2 separate regions of the Mus musculus genome follow, and region 1 is linked to region 2. A link is a contact called in ENCODE POLR2A ChIA-PET data. All regions are on one chromosome and are shown on one strand. Each heading gives the region's core, a stretch centred on a gene start or an enhancer-like site at or near the end of the contact. The rest is flanking DNA. Distances are from core to core; before and after follow the strand shown.

Evidence for each region. ChIA-PET counts read pairs that join two places held with the same protein, here RNA polymerase II (POLR2A).
Region 1: POLR2A ChIA-PET joins it to region 2 with 14 read pairs in Patski. The contact joins the enhancer-like site here to the promoter of Uqcc3 in region 2. POLR2A ChIA-PET finds 5 or more read pairs at or near these places in 3 of 5 experiments (Patski and embryonic stem cell).

What each region holds. Positions count from the first base shown.
Region 1 is chr19:9,108,055-9,110,982 of GRCm38, forward strand. No RefSeq gene overlaps it. Among named protein-coding and RNA genes, the nearest start is that of Gm41805, 9.8 kb to the left of the region's middle. Within about 2 kb of position 1,621, at least 1 of the 3 ENCODE cell types and tissues checked has a DNase peak (open chromatin) inside an H3K27ac peak, as active enhancers do.
Region 2 is chr19:8,879,496-8,882,261 of GRCm38, forward strand. Uqcc3 (ubiquinol-cytochrome c reductase complex assembly factor 3) reads right to left here and starts at 1,438. Exons shown (of 2, transcript NM_001160356.1): 1 at 1,211-1,438; 2 at 519-1,121. The coding sequence starts at 1,330. The coding sequence ends at 972.

The sequences.
Region 1 (2,928 bases), core at 371-2,870, 230 kb after region 2:
GCCCCTCCAAAATGGTGTAACTAAAATTCTTTTCTGACTCATGTGGGCAGCAGGCACATGTGATGTGAATACATACACACTTGCAAACCATTCAAACACATACAAGTTTTAAAAAGTTACACACACACACACACACACACACACACACACTTTAGCATGTCTGGTCTCATTTTGGGAGAACTGTAGGATAAGTGTGTAGGTCGATGCTGAGGACCCTTCCCTATTACTTTCCATCTTGATTTTTGAGGCAGGGTCTCTCATTGAACACAGAGATTGACATTTTGGCTAGACTGGTTGCCAGAGGCCCTTGGGACCTTTTTTGTTTCTGCTTCCCAGGTTTGGCATTACATGTCTGTAACACAACCCATGGATTTTTTTTACACAGGTGCCGGAGAGATAAGAACTCAGGACTTCTTGCTTGAACATCAAGCTTTTCCCCTCTGAGCCATTTTTCAAGCAGCTACTTTGTTGCAGGTCATTTTTCTCTTAAAAATACTTAATGAAAGACTGCTGACCTTTGAGAATCCAGGACCTGTCCCCTTCTGGCATGTAGGTATACATGCAGACAGAGCACTCCTTATATTAAAAGAAAAATAATTAAAAATCCTTCCAGAGGTCCTGAGTTCAATTCTCAGCAACCAGATAGTGGTGGCCTATGACCATCTATAAAGGGAGCCGATGCCCTCTTCTGGCATGTAGATATGCAGGCAGACAGATCACCCTGCATAAAAAAAAAGCATTGGGGACCTGCCCTAGGTACTAAGTGGTGACTATTGAGCCTTCTAGGATGAGAAGACTCAAACTATTGTTTTTATTTGACAGGGTCTCATATAGCCCAGGCTGGCCTCAAACTCCTTATATGGCTGAGGTCACCCCTGAAACTCCAGAGCCTCCTGCTTTACCAAGTGCTGGGAATATAGCTGTGTGTCATTGTACCTGCCTCCAACCTCTTTTCTTCTTGGCACCAAATTATAACCTCAGAACCCAAGTTCCTGAGTTCTGTATAGAATCTACAAAGTGCCGGTAAGAGCATAGTAGATGTTAAATCTGAGATGATGTTAAGTTCTCATCCACACTTGTTTTATTTATCAATCTAATCATGTTACTTTCTAGACTCTGTACAGAAGTCAGGAGCTTTGGTTCTGAAAACCCAATTTCATTTTAATATTGGGTTGATGAAAAGCAGAATTTGAAGGATAAAGTTATTAGGATATGTTGGTTTTCCCAACCTCTGACCCAGAATGCTTTTGGGCTGCCCCTAGATCTGGATGACATCTGGCTGGGGGCCACAGGACTTGTGAATGGGGAAGTTGACATAAACACATTTAACATGCCCCGAGGGACTCTCTTTAGCTCCACACTCCCACCCCTGCCAAAGGTCTGGATGCCTGAGTTTTCTTTTCACATTTCTGACTCCTTGGGACACAGAACTCACTATGGCTCAACTCTCCCTGGATGTCTGAATGTGGCATTTAAGCTGTGGAAGGAGTCACACAAATGACACCCATAAACCACACCCACCTGTCCCAGTCCTGTTGATGGCCCAAACATCCTCCCTGCTCCATTCCTGACCTGGGTTGCCTCTGATTTCTGCTGGCCCTCACTCCTCTCAGGGAGCAGGACACCTGTGGTTTGTGGGGGTAGCTCCCTGTTGCCCCAGAATAGCTACAGAATCTAAACACTGTGAGGATTTTGTGCAATGTTGACAGACGGGAGGTCTGGGAGGGGTAACCCCATCCAGCCTCCCTCACCCTCCATCTCTGATGACAGGGATGCATACCCCACTTTCCCCGCTGTGACAAGGAGCAAGTCAGAGAGTTTATTTATTTATTTATTTATTTATTTTTTGTTTTGTTTTGTTTTGTTTTTTGTTTTCCCGAGACAGGGTTTCTCTGTGCAGTCCTGGCTGTCCTGGAACTCACTCTGTAGACCAGGCTGGCCTTGAACCCAGAAATTCACCTGCCTCTGCCTCCCAAGTGCAGAGAGCTTATTTGAAAACACAAATTAAACCATTTTCTGAGCAGCAGCTACAAGGTAGAGGCCCTCTCTTACCTGGGAGAGGGCTGGCTTCCATGTCTCTTGTTGTACAGTTGCCTAGGTTCTCGTCTTTTGGTTCTAATTATCCTACCATTTTGGCTTGTAGTGACCAAATGGCAATTTACCTGTCTTTGTAGCTGAAAGATATGACTAAAGGCAGGGGCCAGGACAGTTTGACCCTTGAACCCTGATGACCAGTAGCAGGCCTGGGTATTGTACAGCTCTGCTTTAAAATAAATTGTAGTGTTGGGTGGAAAGGAGGGTTGTGATGAGGAACCCTGTCAGTTTCAGATGCTGTATAGGCCAGACTCCTCTTGGGTGCCTATAAGCTGCCTATATATTGTAGTTTGCTGCCCTCTTGTGGTGTAGAGGTGCTCATACAACTGGTGGTCATTTTTTCTTGGACAGTTATTTGCTAGTTAGTAACACATGAGATAATAACGAGAACTATTTGTGGTCTCAATGGTGGTCTTCCATTTCTAGTGAAATACTTATGGATTTCACTAGAAAACACACACTGGGATTTTACAAAGGGGTGGACCATCAGGTACCCCAGGACCACGCTGCTCAGTCCAAGAAGTCAGAGCAGAGTACCTACAGGTCTGCTAACCAGGGCTACCTCTCTTGTGCATGGTAAAATGGACAACTTCAAGATAAGACCTTCCACTTGCTTCTCTGCTCCCATCCCCTTTCCCTCCGAATATCTAGGGACTGTTATTTTCTCCAAAGGGTCTCTTCTCTCTTCAGCCCTACCATGGCTGCTGCTTCGTCTACTCTTACCTTCTCTGGTTCACAGGGCAGATCTCAAGCCTCTTCCTCAGTAACTCAGAATATGACTACATTTGGGGACAGGATCACCAAAGGAGGAATGAACTTAAAATAAGGATGCCG
Region 2 (2,766 bases), core at 188-2,687:
GGCCTTGAACTCACAGACATCCATTTGCCTATGTCACCACCTCTGAGTGCTGAGATTAAAGTCTAGAGTGAAAGGAGTGTGCCACCACCACCAGGCTAAAATTGCTATCTTCTTACCTCACCTCCCTGAGTCCTGGGGTTATAGGTGTGTGTCGTGCTATGTTTGGATTGACATGCAGTTCCAGTAATAGTAAGTCGGATTCTCTTAAGAGGCTTGAACCAAAGTAAATAGTAAAGAGGAGGCATTGGAACAGTCAAGAAACCCTTCTCCAACTTTGCTTAAAGGACAGAAGTCCTGTTAGTATTCACTGCAAACCTAATATTCAAGGACTACTCTAATTTGAAGACTGTGGCTTGGAGCTGGGCGTGGGATTTCACTCCTTTATCCACAGCACTTGGGAGTGGAGGAAGGATGCTGTCTCAAAGAAGAATTTGTCTAGGTAACATGGCTCAGTGGGTGAAATCGTTTTGCCTACAAGCTGGATAGAGTGTATAAATAGAGATGGTCTTTCCAAAGTGTTCGGTGACTTCCGACTTTCATTTTTCATTCACACAACACACATTGTGACATACAAAACCAGACTTTTTCCTAAAGTCTTTTACCCAACAGTTGCAGAAGCAAACTTAGATCATATGACCTATTTTGAATAGTCAGAAAACTTATTGGACTTAAGAACTCTCAGGGGTAGGATGGCATGCAGTTGCCTAGGTCTTCAGCGCACATTGCGCTCTCTCACAGCTCTCTAAGCATTAGATGTCCAGCTGCGAAATCCACTTAATGGATGAACTGCATTTATTAGTTCCGTTGGTTCCACACATCCGACCCTGTCAGGCGATGTGCTCTTTAAAGGCGTTCCCCCAACCGCAGTTCCCAGTGACTTGGAGAGAGTCCTGGTGTATCTCCCGACTCCATGTCCGGAGCACCAAGAAAGGAGCCTTACAGGTTCCCGTGACCACGGGCGAGCTCTGGTGTCATGCTGACCTGCCATCCCCGCTAACTGTCCAGTTTCTCCTCCAGGCCACGTTCTCCTTCGTGGCTGCGGCGTCCTTCAGGGTAGCCATCACCAGTTCCGTGGTCCTGACTGCTTCGTCCCTGCGCCGCGAGTCCCTTTCCGGCATCTCCTGCGGGCAAGAAGGATGTTTGCATTCTGGGCGAAAAGACAGGGGCTCGTCCCACGCACACCCAGCTCGGGGAGTCCGGTTGTTTTTACCTGCAGCATCGACTGCTTCTGTAGTTCTCCTGGGGTCACAAGAGCAAACAGAATAGAACCCACGCCAGCTCCCCCGCCTAGCACTGCAACTGCCACAAGTGCTTTACGAGCCACCTCCATGGCGGATTACACTACAAAAGAGGTGCCGTCCGCTTCCTCCCGCAGCCTAGAAGGAAGCCATGACATCTCACCGCTCCCTATGCGGGCTAGAGCGACCTAGGAGAGGGGCGGGGCCGGGCCTCAAATCATAGAGAAACAGCTGGGCTAGAGAGGGCTAAACACACGCGCACGTGCACACACAGAAATTTTTTTAAAAGTTGGAGCTGGAGAGATGCCTCAAAGGTTAAGCTCTCCCAAATGACCTTGGTTCAATTTCCCAGTATCTCACAACTGTCTGAAAATCCAATTCTAGGGAATCTGACACTCTCATACAGACATCCGTGCAAGCAAAACCAATGCACATTAAAAAAAAAAAATAGCGCTAAGCACCTTTGCTTTCAAAGAGTGCATGGTTGCTATGGATATTTCAATTGCCATTTTTTTCTGAGTAATGATAGTGCATGCCTTGGAAGGCAGAGGCAGGTGGATCACTGAGTTCAGGGCCAGCTTGGTCTACAGAGTTCCAGGACAGCTGGGGCAACACAAAGAAACCCTGTCCCGATAAAGAAACAAACCAAACCAAAAAAGCATTGCCAGTTTTCTTCCTTCCTTCCTTCCTTCCTTCCTTCCTTCCTTCCTTCCTTCCTTCCTTTCTTTCTTTCTTTCTTTCTTTCTTTCTTTCTTTCTTTCTTTCTTTCTTTCTTTCTTTCTTTCTGATTTATTTACTTGTTTTATGTATATGAATACACTGTAGCTGTCTTCAGACACACCAGAAGAGGGCATCTGATCCTATTATTACAGATGATTGTGAGCCACTATGTGGTTGCTGGGAATTGAACTCAGGACTTCTGGAAGAGCAGTCAGTGCTTTTAACCACTGAACCATCTCACCAGCCCGCATTGCCTGTTTTCAACCCTTGGAAGTTTCAAATTAATAAAGGACTGCTCAGCTACTGTTTTAAGTATACAATGTAATATAACAGCTAACATCTGAAATCTTAGTATTTAAGAAAAGTGAATCTGAAAGATTCTGATTTGGAGGCCAATCAAGTCTTCATTGGAAGACCTTGTTTCAAAACAAAGCATATAGGGGTTAGGACAAACACTTCAAAGCCATGTGTACAGAATAGGAAACAGATTTTTGTTTTTCTCTTCAGAGTATTGGACAAGCTTGGTACGACCGTGTGTGTGTGTGTGTGTGTGTGTGTGTGTGTGTGTGTGTGTGTTTACTTAATATGGTCCCCCCTCTTTTTTTTTTTAAGAGCTTGTAGGATTTCACTTTGTAGTCCTGATTGCCCTAGATCTTTCTAAGTAGACCAGGCTAGCATTGAGGTCTCAGAGTTTTGCCTGCCTGTTCTTCTAGAGAGCTGGAGTTTAAGGCTTATGCTACCAAACCTGGCTCCTCTTCATCATTGTTGTCATTGTCATCATAAGCAGGTTCTTAGCTCTCTTCGCTGG